Regions from separate parts of the Mus musculus genome. Here region 1 is linked to region 2. A link is a loop called in an ENCODE intact Hi-C map of the cell type or tissue named here. Cell type or tissue: left cerebral cortex. All regions are shown on one strand. Links, peaks and the distances in the headings refer to the core of each region. The heading gives the core; the rest is flanking DNA. Region 1 holds the start of Gm34704 (a long non-coding RNA gene). Region 2 holds the start of P2rx1 (purinergic receptor P2X, ligand-gated ion channel, 1).

Evidence for each region. Peaks named below come from ENCODE experiments on the same cell type or tissue, not always from the same donor. Only the 100,000 strongest peaks of a DNase experiment are listed, where the experiment ranks them.
Region 1: a loop joins it to region 2, with 2.5 times the contacts of the local background. A loop is called at or near these places in 4 of 42 quality-filtered maps.

What each region holds. Positions count from the first base shown.
Region 1 is chr11:72,936,922-72,945,252 of GRCm38, reverse strand. Gm34704 (a long non-coding RNA gene) reads left to right here and starts at 4,699. Exons shown (of 6, transcript XR_879998.1): 1 at 4,699-4,909. In left cerebral cortex, for the core only: a CTCF peak has its summit at 4,202; a DNase peak (open chromatin) is centred at 4,233; H3K4me3 peaks cover 501 bases.
Region 2 is chr11:72,996,675-73,005,005 of GRCm38, reverse strand. It overlaps P2rx1 (purinergic receptor P2X, ligand-gated ion channel, 1), which reads right to left and starts at 5,861. Exons shown (of 12, transcript NM_008771.3): 1 at 5,555-5,861. The coding sequence starts at 5,691. In left cerebral cortex, for the core only: CTCF peaks have their summits at 3,770 (motif pointing right) and 5,971; DNase peaks (open chromatin) are centred at 3,781 and 6,037.

The sequences.
Region 1 (8,331 bases), core at 318-8,317, 60 kb after region 2:
TCCCAGCAACAAGTGTTTCCTGCCCAAACCGGCTGCAAGCCAAGCACAGCCTGGCCATGTTCAGGTCAAAGCAATAGTGTGGCCTTCGCCCTCAGCTTCCTGTCCTGCAGTGGGAACAGAGAAGGGATTAAAGCCACCGTGTGAATGTGGAGCTTCACTGGTTTCTCCCACAAGTGCATGTATCTCAGAGTGAGAAACCTAAAAGTACGAACGGTTAGATACCATCAGCAAGCACTGCAGATGCCCACTGCTCCTAGAGTCTCCTGGGCATGTGATGGCAGCAGGAATTTACCATGCAGGCTGTGAGAGGTGCCTCCTGACGGTTCCTCCTTTGACAATTTGTCAGGGGCTCAGAGGTACAGATAGCAAATTGAGACCAGGCATCCAGTCATTGTCACCCTTTGGGGTCGCTGTCCTTGAGGGTCATTCAGGAGTGTGTGAGGGGGCCCTAGGTGCCAGGGTTCTCCTGTTTCTGCCCCACCCCACTTCCAGGCTCTGGGTTCTTGGGGGTAGTGACCCTTGTGACCACTGGGAGGTGGTGGGCACACCTCTCAGCCAGGTTGCCTATCCTGGTCTCCCTCTCTGTTTCCCATTTATTTCCTCTCTTGCTTTGGTATCTCCAGTCTCAGGATATTCCTTTTTCTCAAAGCTGTGGAAAATGATCTCCAAGACCTTCACTTTGACAATGATTTCAAAGGACACAGAAGTCACTTGCCACAAACGAAAAACTATATAAACTGGAATTACTCTAAAATTAAAATTTCTTTGTATCAAAAGACATTATTGGGCTGGAGAAGTGGTTCAGTGGTTAAGAGCACTAACTGCTCTTCCAGAGGTCCTGAGTTCAATTCCCAGCAACCACATGGTAGATCTATAATGGGATACGATGGATGCCCTCTTCTGGTATGTCTGAAGGCAGCTACAGTTTACTCATATGCATAACAAACAAACAAACAAATCTTTTTTTTTAAAAACGCCATTATCGAGGGCTGGGAATGTAGCTCAATTGTCAGAGTACACAAAGCCCTGGTTTTGATTCCCCAGAACTGCTTAAAGAAGGTGTGTAGGCTCAGGACTTTAATCCCAGAGTCCTGGAGATAGAGGCAGAAGGATCTAAAGTTCAAGGTCATCTTTGGGTACAACTTTTTTTAAAAAGACACTATTAAGCAAGTAAAAGAAAGACAGGCTCAGAATGGGAGGAGGAGCTATCTACAATTCATATATTTGATAAGAATTCAGTTTCTAGTTCTAGGAAAAGGCATATATATATATGTGTATGTGTGTGTGTGTGTGTGTGTGTGTGTATTCTTTCCTTAGCCTCCTAGTGTTGGGATTACAGGTGTGCACCATGACACGGGACTTGAGAAAACATTCTTTAAACATTGCAGCGTATTGGCAGAGGAGGCAAAAGGTACATGAATGTTCTTCCATAGGAGAAACATTAAGACGTTTGGAAGCAGACGCTAAGCACTTCCCCCCGAATTAAGTCCCACAGCTTGCTCTTCTTACAGGGAGAGATTTGCATGGGGGACTTTAGAAAGTCTTTAGGGACTTTGCACAGGGAAAGATCAGCAAGACTGGCCCACTGCTTGGGAACTATAGCCCAGGCTGTGCCCAGCCTGGCGTCAGGAGCTGGCTGAGCAGTGGCTTCCATTCTTCACAGCAGAGCAAGGTTACCTGTGGACCTCCCAGGAGACCTGGCTCCAAGCTCTATTAGTTAGGTCTCTTTGGCGGTAAATGAGAGAAACTCAATGAGATGCTCTAACATCTGATGAGCGAAAATGAGGCCATCTTAACTCATGCAACTGTCAGAGAGGCTGAAGAAAACATGCTGGTGCTCTCTGGCCTTAGGCGCTTGTAGGCCTGCAGACTCGCCCCCGGAAGCTCCATCTCAGAAATGGCCTCTCACGTGCACAGGCCTGGAGGCTCCACTCAGCTTGGAGCGGGGCACGAGGCCTGCATGGGCCACAGGGCGAGCGTGTGAGGCCGGCAATCCAGGGCTGCGTGTGACTCAGACCTAGGGGGCTGCCCGGCTAAGAAGTGGGCAGCTCCTGTTTGTTCCAAACCTTCAGCCTCTCAGGCAACCTGGAAAAAAACAACCCTTCCAGCAGGAAATGGCCACATCGTCCAGCCTGCAGTGCAGAAAGCCAAATCCTGGACAACGGCAAAAACAAAACTTGAAAAAGGCAAATCTCACAATAGAAAGTTTAAAAAAAAAACTTTTTATTTACCTTTTATTACTATAGGCACAACATATTTACTATAGAAGGGCTTTAAATGCAGATAAAAGGATAAAATGTCTGTAATCTCACTCATTACCAGGAATAACCAATGCTAAATGTTACTACATGTTTTCTCAGGTTTAGTCTATTTTATTCTTACCCCAGATCAGGATGTGGATATTATTATAGATTTTTCATTCTGTAGGGTTTGGTGGACTTTCCCCATATCAATAGGTGAATACTGTCTTAGTCCATTTTCTGTTGCTATAACAGAATATCTGAGACTGGTAGCTTATTAAGAAAAGAGGTTCGTATTAGTTCACAGTTCTGGAGTCTGCTATGGCAGGTGAAGAGATTTTGCAGCGTCAGCTCTTGGTTTAAGCATGGTGGAGCAGATGGGACAGGAACATGGGACTCACGGTTGCTTGATTCAGTTTCTTTGTCTTGTGGTCTCTAATGTGCTTGCTAATGGCAGTGGGTGGCCTAGACTGGTCCCAAGCTTCCACTCTCCTGCTTTAGCCTCAGATTCTAGGTATGGACCATCTTCCCTGACTTGGAGTGGTCATTTTGAGGAAAGAACATGAAGGTAGGGAGAAAGGCCTTTGTGTTCTGCTCTTATCTCTCTGTGCTGTGTGAACTCCTCACTGCAAGCAAATGCTATTTTCATAACTGAAATTTCTATGAAAAAAATATTTTCTAAGATAATGAATAAAAGACAGAGGACAAAATTGGAAGAGACATTTGTAACATACACAATGGCTTGCTTTTCGTATTTTCATAGTGTATAAAGAGCCCGTACAGATCAATAAGATTAGAATCAGCCTGCCAGTGGGGGAGAGGAAAAGAGCCAGATGCCAACAATTCCATAAGAAAAAAAAAAAAAAAAAAAAAAACCAAACCACAAATCACCCCTAAGCAAGCAACAAATGTTCATTTGTGTAAGTCATCCAAGAAACGTATGACAAAGCAACACAAAGACTAAGAAGACCAGATTGGTATGGCTGGAGAACCAGGACAGATTCAAACACAGCTGGGCAGCAGGGAGGAGCTGGGTGTCCTGTCCCCTCTGGAGTGGCACTGGCCAGGTGTTCAGAGCCTGAGAGGGGCAAGCACTTTATACCACCCCTCCCCCATGGGAATTTATCCGTGGAATAATTGTCCATGGTACTGAGATGCCTTTTGTAATGCAGAAAACTCTGAAAATAGCCACATTAAATACTAGATGAAGTGTGCTAGTACTCTGCAAGTGTTGAGCATAATGCCGCACATGTGGTGCGTTTCAGCATGACTCCTCCCACACCCCTGCCCAGAGAATTCACAAGGAGGCTTGGTCCTCAGCGTATAGTGTAAGAGGTTGGAGGAGGATATATCCTCATGAAAGGATTAAGGTGGTCTCGTGGAGTGACATTCTCTTAACATTAGATCTCAAAACAGCAAAACAAGCAGACAAATATCAAACTACAAAGCACGCCACACCTTCTTACCTAAGCTACCAGGCGTTTTCACTGTGTGTTCAGAAATCAGCATTTTTAGGGATGGGATGCAGCTCAGCGGTAGAGGGACGTTGATTGTGTGTGAGGCCCTGGGTGTACTCCTCATCACTGTAAAAAATATATAATTTAATTTAAAAAAATAATTTCAGGGCCAGTAAGATGGCTCAGTGGGTAAAGGTACTTGCTGCCAAGCCTGGGTGACTCAAGTTCTATCCCTGAGACCACTATCATGGAAGGAAGGAGTCAGTTCCTAGAAGATGTCCTCTGATTTCTACATGTGTGTCATGCGGTGTGTGTGTGTGTGTACATAATACAACTGCACACATATAATAAGCAAAAATGTAACTGTGTGTGTGTGTAAAGCTATCCATTCAACTACTGTTTGGTTAAGTGGCCCATTACCTGTGTGTATGTGGCGCTTATAGCTCAATAAGAAGATGCTGACATAGCAAATGAAGCCATACGCCTGCAGCAGAGTATTTTGCCACCCTGGTGGTGAGGAGGGGAATAACAGGCTGTCATCCATGACAGTCTCCAGGGTGACTGTGATCCTTGCAGGCCGTCCGGAATTCAAGATATTTGTAATCCCTTCCCCTTATGTAGGAGAGGGTTGCGAGACTTGCTTAGAGTGAGCGACCAGGCACCAGCAAGGAGATGACCTTCTGAAACTGGGTTATAGAAACTCTGTAGCAAAGCCAAAACGAAACGAAACTCCTTGTAGAAACGTTCGCCAGCATGGTGGTACACACCCTTAATCCTAGCACTTGGGAGGTAGAGGCAGATCTCTGTGAGCTCTAAGCCGGTCTGAATTACAGAGTGAGTCCCAGGCCAGTCAGAGATGCATAGTGAGACCCTGTCTCCAAACAAAATAAAACAGTAACAAGCACAACCCAGGCTCTCTCTTGGATGGCTCCTGCTGGGGCAGGCAAGCCCCAGCTTGAATGGATGGGGGTGGGGGGAAGGAATCTGGCAGACATAGGAAAGACCTGAGGGCTTCAGGCTAACAGCCGGCAAGGAAACAAAGCCTGACAATCAATTGCATGGCAGCCAGTGGATCTTTTTGCTCTGATCAGATCTTGAAATGCCTGGAACCCACGTGAGACCTCGAGCTGCAGGAAGCAGCTAAACTGTGGGGATTCCTGCCGGACAGGAACTGAGATAAACAGTGACTCCTAAGCACCAAAAAGCCCGCGGGTGAGTTTTCCCTGTGTAGGTTGAAGTGCAGAGTGACAACATTCTGACAAATGCCCATGGTCAGTGCTCCCATGGCCCTCTGTCCGTCCATCAGTTTCTCCCATCTCGTTTCTTTCTGTCGCACTGTGTATTCACACTATGAAGTTTGCCCTTCTTCCAATAATTTACTCCTCAGTGGTGTGTGTGTGTGTGTGTGTGTGTGTGTGTGTGTGTGTGTGTGTGTGTGGTGTTATTGTTTTGAGATGGAGTTGCAGTAAGGTGCCCAGCTGCCTTCACACTCCTGATACTGTAGCCTCTCCTAGTGAAGGTGTGTCTCCTGCGCATGCGCACATATGCTCACTTCTGCTAGATCTTTAACTTTGTAGCCTGCAACTCAGATGAAATTTGTGTTTTACTGGGGTTTTTGATCAGTTTACTTCTTCCTTTCCAAACCCGGAGCTACTATAGACTCTTGGTTTCATGTCTAGCTCTCCTGGCTGGACCCTTCGGTGCAACGCCAGGTAGAAGGATGAAGCTACACCTGCTGCAGCTGCTGCTGATTTAGGGGAACCCCTATTTTCTACCATTTTTTCAGTAAGTGAGGTGTTGGTGGGGTTTCCTAGATCACTGCATCAAGTTGAGGACCTGCCCTCTGGTCCTCCTCGCTGACTTTAGCATGAAAGAACATTTTGCCAAAAGCTTTGTCTTTTGAGAGGAACGGGGTTTTTGTTCTTGCTGTGTAGATGCAGTGTGTTAGAACAGGGTTGATTGAGTAGATACTGAGCCCACCTTGAATTCCTGTGGCGAATCTCACCGACCTTGGTCTCAGGGTAGAGTTTTATGAATTAGACCTAGTTTGCTGGGATTTTAGTAACCATATGAACAGAGATGTGGGCTACAGTTTTTTGTTTTTGTTTTACTTGTGGGGATTTCTGGCTTGGGTATCTAACATTGGCCTAAGAAGGCTAAGTGGGAAGTGCTGCTCTCCTGCTCTCCTGCTTTTGGAAGAGTCTGTGAAGCTGTGGGGTCAACTTTCTCCTACTGGTCTGTTAGAATCCCCCATTGCTGTTATGTGGTGGTGGTGGTAGGTATGTGGTTGGATGACTATTTCAGTCTCTTTACTTGCTGTAGATTGATATAGACTCCTATTTCTTTCCCAGTCAATTTAACAAGGAGGCCATGTTTCAGCTCCTGAAAGCATCAGAATTGTCTTTTAAAAATCTGCCCAGCGAGGCATGATGGCGCACGCCTTTAACCCCAGCACTCGGGAGGCAGAGGCAGGCAGATTTCTGAGTTCGAGGCCAGCCTGGTCTACAAAGTGAGTTCCAGGACAGCCAGGGCTACACAGAGAAACTCTGACTCAAAAACACCAAAAGAAAAAAAAAATCTGCCCATTTTATATATTTTCTATTTTCTTATCATACAGTTAGCTGTTCATAGCTAGTCTTTCTTGTTTCATCTCTTCTTCTTCTTCTTCTTCTTCTTCTTCTTCTTCTTCTTCTTCTTCTTCTTCTTCTTCTTCTTCTTCTTCTTCTTTGGTTTTTCAAAACAGGGTTTTTCTCTGTATAGTGAAAACTATCCTGGCTGTCCTGGAACTCACTTTGTAGACCAGGCTGGCCTCAAACTCAGAAATCCGCCTTCCTCTGCCTCCCGAGTGCTGGGATTAAAGGTGTGAGGCCACCACTACCTGGCTCATGGTATTTGTTTATAGTTTATTCCTTCAAAGATGGCAGTGTAGAACTGGAGAGATGGCTCAGCTGTTAAGAGCACTGACTGTCTTGAGTTCAATTCCCAGCAACCACATAGTGGCTCATCACCATCTGTAATGGGATCCGATGCTCTCTTCTTGTGTGTCTGAAGACAGTGACAGTGTACTCATATATATAAAATAAATATTTTTTTTAAAAAAGGATGGCAGTTTAATGGTCATTCATGGTTGTCAACTTGACTATATCTGGAATGAACTACAATCCAGAATTTTAGGGCACCCCTGTGAATCTAATCCTGAGTCTAGAAGACAAAAGTTGAAAAGGAGCAAGCTGAGAAAGGAAAAATACAAAATATGTGGTTTAAGTATTGAAGCGACATCAGGAAGTAGAATGGACCTGAAGCTTGTGTTCTAGGACATAACAGATTAAGGGAGTGGGGCTTTGGGGCAAGATCCTACCCAGCTAAATTTAGGTCCAGGCATGGTGGCACACACCTTTAATCCCAGGAGACAGGAATGCAGATCTCTGAGTTCAAGGTCAATCTACTGAGTACAAGGTTCAAGATAGTAAGGCTTAGACAACAGAACTCAGAAGTTTTGAATATGTGGCACTGGCTTTAGAGTAAAAAAATAGAAGGGACTCCTGGGACAATTGATCCTAGGTAGCAGGAGCTAAGGAATTAGTGGTGATTAGGAGGAGACCAGCATCACTGGGGTGAAATCTTCTGGGAAGTGTTTTCTGAGATCACAGAGATAGCCAAGGTTGTACCTCTTGTTGCACCTGGACTTGGTAATGTGTAAGAGTCACCCAGGTGGTACTGGCTTTGAAGGCATGAAGGTGTTATGAAGAATAGCTGAGGCTTGGCACTGTGAATGGCCATGGAAGGTCATTGGTGAAGGTACAGTCTGAATTGCAGTTGATGGCCCAGGACTGAAGGGGTCATGCAAAGAAGCTGAGGTTTGGCACCATAAAGAAAACCTATGAGAGGCTATTGGTGAAGCCTAGTTGCAGCAAAAGACCCCAGTGTATTGGAGATGCCAGCACTATGGGATGATCACCAAGAACAGCAGCAGCAGTGGAGTAGGTCAACCAGAGCCTAGAATGCTACAGAGGGCAGAGCTGGAGAAGTGACCTGCGCCCTTTGGAGGAGTCCAGGAGATCATGGGTAGATCCCAGACATTGGAACAAGGAGCTGTAAAGTTGAAGTTTACTTGGATACCCCAAGATATTAAAGATGCCAGAGCAATGGGATACTAGCCAAGGAAAGCTGCCAACAGGGAGTGCAACCAGCCCAGGAGAAAGACGTTTGTTGCAGTCAACAAAAATGAAAAAGGAGTTGGAGATCTGGAGACTGCTTGGACATCAGACATGGAGATGCAGAGTTTGACGTTTGCCCAGCTGGTTCCCTGTCTTTCTTTGGGGATGACAGTTAAGTGATTAGATGAATCTCAGAAGAGACTTTGAACTTTGGACTTTGGACATTGTTGAGACTGCTATAGACTATGGAGGCTTTGGAAGTAGGACTAAATGTATTTTGCATTATTCCATGTGTAGGTATGGCCCTCATAGACTCATATGTTTGAGCAAGTCTCTGGGGGCCAGGGAGCAGAATGTAGTGGTTTGACTGTTTGGGCCAGGGAGTGGCACTGTCTGGAGGTGTTGCCTTGGAGTAGGTGTATCACTGTGGGTGTGGGCTTTAAGACCCTCTTCCTAGCTGCCTGGAAGCTAGTCTTT
Region 2 (8,331 bases), core at 208-8,207:
TCAGCTTGACTGCATCTGGAATCACCAAGCAGACTCACCTCAGGGCCTGCACACAGAGGATTAACCGAGAGGGCAAGTTAACTCAGAGTGAGCAATACCTTCCAACAGGCCCAGAGGTAAAGAAGTCAGAGAAAAAGCAGTGTGGCCTGTCTGCCTTCACTTCCTCCTAGAGTGTGTGCTATTGCTGCAACTGACATCCTCTGCTGACATCGGGCCCTACCTTCTTTGGTCTTCCAATGTGAGCCGAGAATTAGTGACTCTTTAGGAATCTTCCAGGCCTCCGGTACCATATTGGGACTCCTGAGATATCCAGCTTCATGGACTGATCTGCTACCAGGCTTTCTGCCCCCTCCAGCATGCAGAGAGCTGTAGTTAAACTACCTGGCCCCTATCTATTGTGTAAGTCCATCTAGTGACTCCTCTTCTATGCCACACATACATTCTGTCAGTGTTGTTCCTATAGAGGACCTTTCCCAGTGCAGATCTGAATACTGAGGAATGGGGCCATTGCTTAGATACGGCTGACCATGTACAGCTTAGGCCTTTGAAACTGGTCTGTGGAAGGAGCTGTGGGCTACAGAAGCCCTTGGATGCTGTAATCAGAGCTTAATAGGCCATTCTGGTGAGAATATAGAGGATAAGAATGCTAAGAGAAATACAGCCCGTGGGGACCAAGATCATGAGGTCTCACAGGGAAATACAAGCTCATTTGGGAACTAGGCCATCTGGGTCATTTCTGTTATACGCTGGCAAAGAACCTAACTTCATTCTGTCTCTGTCCTGAGAACTTGGAGGAGGCTTAATGTAAAAGCAATAAGCTAATTTTTTTTTTTGAAGAGGAAGTTGACTTTGTTGTTTGGACCATTTGAAACAAAGTTTCAAACATCCCTGCTTGGCCTTAAACTCTCTGTGTAGCTGAAGATGACCTTGAACTCCTGCCTCTACCTGCACACAGGGATGCAAATCCACCTACGTTTATGTGTCCTGGGGATGGACTCCAGGGCTTCGTGGTGCATGCTATGCAGATACTATCTCAGCTGAGCTACATCCCCAGTGAGGAAGGTTTAACTTAGCTGGGGATGCCCACCCTGAATGTGAGCAGCACCATGCTGTGAGCCGAATACGAAGGGGAAAGCAAGCCGGCATTCTCATTGCTTCCTGACTGAGGGCCGGGGAGACTGGCCATCCCAGTTCCTGCCACCACAGTCAGAGCTACCGCCACCATGCCTTCACCATCATGATAGACTGGATCCTCAAACCATGAGTCAAACCCCTTCTGCCTTCGGCTGCTCCTGTCAGGTGCTTTGTCTCAGCTACCAAAGAGGCAATCAATATACCTGGGACCCACATCCACCTTCCACACCAGACATCTCATAGGCATCTCTGATGCAATGGGACTGTTTGGAAAACAGCTCTCTGGAGTTCCTCAAATTTTTAAATATGGGATTTCACTTGACCTGTATACCTTACAGAAAAAAATAAATCCACTAAAGTACTAGTCTACAAATACTCAGGGCAGCATTGCTTATGGGAGTCAAAAAGTATAAACAGCCTAAAACGTCCAACCACAGATACTCTAATAAATAAGATGTGGCGAATCAACACAGGGAATATTATTTAGCCATAAAAAGCATTGGGTTATTGGTTTATGTCACAACCAACACAGCAGGAAAAAGAAGCCAGATACAAAAAGGCACATGGCATGTGGTTCTATTTATAGGAAATACCCAGAATAGGCAAGCAGTGAGGAGAAGGGGTGTGTGTGTGTGTGTGTGTGTGTGTGTGTGTGTGTGCGATTTTTTTTTTTTTTTTTTTTGGTTTTTCGAGACAGGGTTTCTCTGTGTAACCCTGGCTGTCTTGGAACTCACTTTGTACTTTGTAGACCAGGCTGGCCTCCAACTCAGAAATTCGCCTGCCTTTGCCTCCCAAGTGCTGAGATTAAAGGCATGCACCACCACCGCCTGGCATGTATGATTTTTTGAATGATAGAAATGTAATTAGAAGTGGTAATTATACAACCTTGTGAATAATAAGGACAACATGCTTGTGAGGTTTTGCTTGATTTGAGACAGTATCATCCTGTATTCCAAACTGGCTTGGAACTCACCATGTAGTCCAGGCTAACCTTGAATTCATGAATGTATGAATTCATGATATTCTGGGTACTGAGTGCTAGGATTAGAGGTAAATACCACCATGCCTGATTGGGTCAGAATTGTGGTGTGTGTGTGCGTGCGTGTGTGTGTGTTTATGAAAATTAAAGAAAAACTCAGTGGTTGGGAAGTGCGATTAGTATGCTCAAGACCCTGGGTTTAATTCCTAACAACAAATAAATGAAAGATAAGTTAATTAAGAGAGGGGACTGGAGAGATGGCTCAGCAGTTAAGAGCACTGACTGCTCTTCCAGAAGACCCAGGTTCAATTCCCAGCACCCACATGAAAGCTCACAACTACTCCAAGATCTGTCACAGACAAACATGCAGGCAAAACACTGATAAACATAAAATAAAAATAATTCCTTTCAGGGTTTGGAGAGATGGTTCAGTGGTTAAGATTACTGATTGTTCTTCCAAAGGTCCTGAGTTCAATTCCCAGCAACCACATGGTGGCTCACAAACATCTGTAATGGGATCTGATGCCTTCTTATGGTGTGTCTGAAGTCAGTGACAGTGTACTCATATACATAAAATAAACTAATCTTTAAAAAATAATGATTACTTTCTTAAAAAAGTTAATTAAAAGGGTGGATATTATTTGAAGTCAGTCTCATGCAAGTTCCAGTCACCAAACAAAACATTCAACCAGAGCCAGACATGGTAGCTCACACATGTATTCTTAGCACTTGGGTTGCAGAGACAGAGGCAGATATCTGTGAGTTTGAAGCCAGAACGAAGTGAGTTCCAGAAGAGCCAGGGCTATGTAGAGAGACCTTGTCTCAAAAATCAAACAAACACAAAATCCAGCTGTCCCCCAACCCCCCACCCCTTGACTGGGTCTCACTGTGTAACCCTGGCTGCCTTAGAGTCTTACAACTCACTATGTAGATCAAGCTTGCCTCAAGCTCACAGAGATCCACCTACTTCTAACTAGCTAGGGTTAAACTCGTACTTCCATACCTGGCCAGTCTAGCCCACTTAAACCCACCTAACGAAGTTTTTACCCTGTGTCCCCTCTGCTTTCCAGCAGGAACGGCTAGACCAGTCTGTCTCATAGCCCAATCCCTCCAACTGGAGCATTTCACCTGTGACATCACCTTAACCCAGGCCAGCAGAGTCTCCATCTTCCAGGGCTTCTTCCCCACTTGCCTTGAATGTACAGGAAGAACATGACCAATAGAGTCCAAAGCCTTAACTTTCCTCCTCTGAGCCTGTTCCAGATCTTGGCATCTCAGCCTCTTGTCTGTTGTCTGCCTGCCTGCCTGCCTGCCTGCCTGCCTGCCTGCCTGCCTGCCTGCCTGCCTAAGTCTAAGGCCACTTTCATCAGAACTGTGTTCCAATGCTTGACTTTGTGTCCCTCTCCACCTCCATGCTGCCCGTCCCCAATGTGGGCTTCACCTTGTCTGGTGCCCAGAGACTGACTCTCTCGTCCCCCCCACCCCCGACTTCCCTGCAGCCCCCACAGGACCAGACAAACATCTAGGAAAGAGGAGGATCCTTATAGCGAAGCCCTTTCCCTTCACAAGGAAAGGTCCTCTCCAACCGCTGTCCTATGTAACAGTGGAGCAAGGCTCAGGAGTTTAACCTGCAGGAGTCATTGTAGCATCTGGCAGTGGCCAGATGAGGGCGACAGAGACAGTAGGTGCCATTGCTGGAGCTAGTAAGCGCCCTAGTTAGTGGGCAGAGAAGCCTGGGTTTGGGGACCTGAAGACCTTGCCTTTGGCTCTGCTGTGTGAACTGGGAATTTTAGCAAGACTAGTTGCATCCCTCACCTCTGATACCCCCACCCTCACACCAACAAGAAACATTTGAAACATTTGAAAATGATAGACCATTTCAGGCCAGAAGAAAGGAAAGAGGGATGGGGTAAGGTTCCTGTCACAGGAGGTATAGATCAGGGCTAAGGGGCAGTAGGGACAGTAGACTATCCCTTTTGTTCTGTCCCTGTGACAGTCAGACACTGCTCCTAGCCACAGTTCTGAAAATAAAGTAGAGAGCCCCTGGGGCCTGAGTAGGGACAACCATTTTGATCTCCCCAAGTGAGAAACAGGCTGGGCTTGAGTAGTGACTTCTCCTTCCTGAGGAACTAGCAAATAATTAATGGTGGACGTTTACGCCCCTCTTGTGCTCAGCAGGAGGCTACTGGTACCCATCAGAAAGTTTCCTGGAAACTTTGTAGGGAGTGGGAAATGAGGAGACAGAGCAAAGGTTCAGGGTTGATTTGCCTAGTGACCTAGAAATTCCAGGGCTCCTCTATGGGCCTTAGTCTTCCTCTTAAGCTTGACCAACTTGATTTGTGACCAAGACATAGCCTGAAATGCAGCTGAAGGATCCTGGCTTTGGCTGCACCTGACTAGCTCTGAATCTTAGGGCATCAGTGAGCAGAAGAAAGGCTACTCTAGGAACTAGATACTCCCAAGAGGCTAGTACCACATGAGTAACTCTTTGGGCTCTTAGTCCCAGTCCCCCCAAATGGGGATTTGCAGAGCCCTCAGAACCACACAACACAGGCAGGCAGGGGTACTGGGCGTTCTCAGGCTCCCATTAGGACCCAACCCTTTTACTGATCTCATAGCCTCTAGAGGCTCTTTTTAGTGTGACTGTAAGTAAGCATGATGCTCCTGACATGTGACACTTCTGGTACCCAGCTACCTCAGACCCAGGGCAGACAGAGACACAGCTGTAAGCTTGCGTAGCCAACCAGGTATATAAAACCACCGGTACATGGCTAAATATATAGGACATGGGCAGTCATAGAATACCATGTTAGCCCACACAACACACATGCAAACACAAGATCCTGCCTGGCCTGCTAGCCTTTGCATGGTTCCCAGGCTAGCCAGATAGCTGAAGGAGACCTGTGCTGCTCTGACCCTGTGCCAGGGAAGGAGATGTCACACTTGGGAATGGAGACTACTTCCTGCTCTGTGTCTCCATCAAGATGCTAAGTGTTCAGAATCCAATTGTCTTTTAGTCCCCCAGGGACCTGGATTTCCCAGGTTGTCCTTTGTTCTGACTGGAGAGACGGGAACAGAGCCTATGTTCTGGCGAGTAAAATGAGGCATTGCTTTGTTTCAGTTGCATGAGGAAAGTTGGAGGTGAAAAGGGCTCTTGCAGGGCGTGCCACTCACTCACTAGAAGGGGCCTTTTACAATGTCCTCAGGACCCACAATGGTGTTGCCCCTTGGTCACCATGCACCCAGAGTAGCGTGTCCTATCCTGCATTGGTGTCTCCATCTTGACAGTAGGTTAACAGGGCCTATTCCTTCTTAAGGCATGGAGGCTCACCAGGAGAGCTTTCCAGTGCTTGGAGAGATGAAGGGTACCCCAGAGCTCTGAGGATTGGCACATGTAGAAGACTGGTGCCCAAAGGTGTTGGGAGGGGGACTTAGACTCACCCAATGACGTAGACCAGAACCACCAACTGGATCAGACGGAAAATGACTCCCACCTTCTTGTTTCGTACCAGCACCATCCGGGGAGTGTCATACTCAAAGAAGAAGGCTGACAGCTCATCCTGCAGCCGCCGAGCCATGGTGGGCCAGAAGGGGCTCAGAGACAAGCCCCCCGCACGGCCTCTGTGGTCAAGGGCAGGCTAGCATCTGTGTCTACAGAGAGAGCAGTGGAGTGGCTGGAGGCTTCCCAGCCCCTTAAGAACAGAGCAGGCCAAGTGGGGCCAGAGTTGGAGGTTCGTTGGTGGGATCTGGGTTAGGAGGGAAAAACCCAGGGTGATCAGAGCAGCTTTTGACTGCTGGCAGGCAGTGGAGTACCGGCCAGTGGTGCCCCGTGAAATAAATTCCCAAAGATAGACAGAGGCGGAGCCAGTGAGGCCACCCAGGCCCAGCCCCACTACCCCTCAAGGCTCCGCCTGGGCCCTGCTGGGCCTCCGGAAACAGGAGCTGCTCTCCGGAAACCACCATGGCCACCAGCCACAGGGCCAGAGATAAAGCTACTGGCTACCCCCACTCCAGGAACCTGACAGGACAGAACTGAAGGGTCTCGCCAGGACAATCCCTCAACACTCTACCTCCATCCCCACCCCCACAGTCTCAGAGTAGACAGTTCAGTCCTGGGGACCTGCAGGAAGATGAACAGAACTGATGTCAAGTCCTGTAGCCTAGAGCTACCCTTGGACACTCCCTCTTCGTCAGTCCCTTCAAGTCCAAGCTTGGTCTATACCCATTAACTTCAGCCTCAGGCTGGCATCTCTATCTGCAACCTTGCTCTCCCTCTGTCTGACCTGCTTGACTGTACTCCTGACACCACTCCCATCCCATCCTTACCACCAGAACAGACAGGGAGGTAGACATCTAGACGAGACTAGGGTCACCTATCCCTAGGGAGTTCTGAGACCCAGCTTGGAAAGCCTGATATTAGGCAGTTGTGTCACTTGTTGAGGGCTTGGGGGCATTGTCTGGCTTTTCTAAGTCTGCTTCTTGTAAAGTGGGACAACATAACACTTTCCCCAGAGTGAAGAAGCCCTTGGGGGACGGTCCCAGAAACCTCCAGGACAGAGAACTAAAATACACTGTTGAATTAGGGTTCAGGTCCAATACAACCCTTGCCTTCCTCAATAGTAAAGCAGACCCTGAGCATAGGGTCCCAAGAACCTGATCAGGCTGGCTCACACTGTGCACCTAGGGTCAGAGGGAAGCATTCTCACCCTGGCCTACTAGAAGAACCAGCCTGAAGCACAGGTCTCCTTGGTAACCTTCACTGCTCTGCACCCCCGGCCAAGCCGACCCACGCTGAGTGCTGATAAGGAATCTTCTTCCTCATGAGCTACTAACAGGGAGCGAATGGCCCCTGGGCCTGGCACCGAACCCTTATGCAAACTGGGCTGCTTTCTGCATGTCCCCTCCCAGCACCCAGGACCAGCCCCAACCTCTTGAATAGAAAACACACACACACACACACACACACACACACACACACACTGACATTCCAGTAGGAACTCTCTCAACTGTCTGACGCCACTGAGCCAGGGTGGTGGGAACCACATCCTTCGCTTTTTTTTTCCTAAGGAGTCAGAGCTTCAGCAGGCTCTGTGACCTTACCCTGACCCCAAACAAAAGGGCATGTCCCTCTCCCAGCTGACTTCACGTGCAGCTGTTACAGCAGTAGGCCCAGAAATGAATTGTGTGTGATAGGAATGGGTGGGTGCTAAGACTGAGCCATCTCTGTGCCCGCCCCGACGATGCTTACGCCATATTCTAGAGAGGGACCTGCTCCAATTGAGGGAGAAGAGAAAGGATGGAGAGAAGAAAGGAAAAGGAAGGCAGTCATTGTCCAGTATGTTGCTTCATGCCACAGCCGCCCTCTCCCATACTCCTCTTCTTCTTCCCCCACTTCACCTCCTCCCTTCCTTTCTCTTTCTTTCTCCTTTTCTTCTTTCTCCCTATCCTCTTTCCTTTTATGTTTCCTCTTCCTCCTCCTGCTCTTTCCTCTTCTTCCCCCACTCACTCCATCCCCAAGAAGCCAGGTTTATAGCTTGTTAGATACACCCTCAGGCCTGTGTCTGGGCATCAGCCCTGTTCTCAGTCAGCATGGCAGAGAGGGCCACCTGAAGGTACTGAAAGACCCAAGGTGCCACCAAAGGCACAACTTTCTTTTCTTGATAATAACCCTGCAGAATCGAGCCAACCACATGAGACTATAGGGGTGGCTCAGCCGGTGCAAGCACAAGGAACTGAGTTTGGCTTCCCAACATTCATGGGGGCTCAGCAGCATACATCTGTAACCCAATGCTGGACTGGTAGAGATCAGCAGATCCCTGGAGGTCATGGGCCAGCCAAGCTCAAATGTGGTGCTCTAAGGTCAATGAAAACACCTGTTGCAAAAAAAAAAAAAAAAAAAAAAAAAAAAGATGGGGAGAGGAAGACATCTCATGTTGACCTGCAGCCTCCACACACACATACACACACACCCCTCCATATGCACACACTTCCAGATATTCGAGTAACACACACACACACACACACACACACACACACATCTCTTGCACTGGTTCACTCTTAAGGACAGACATCTTTTGGCCCTAGGCTTTGTTAGTACAGGTGGAGAGAACACATGTCAGAATTCTACACAATGGAGTTCACTGGCCTTTTCTTTACTATGGCCCTATAAAGTGGATGCTAGAATGCCCATTATACAGATGCAGAAACCAAGGCTCTGG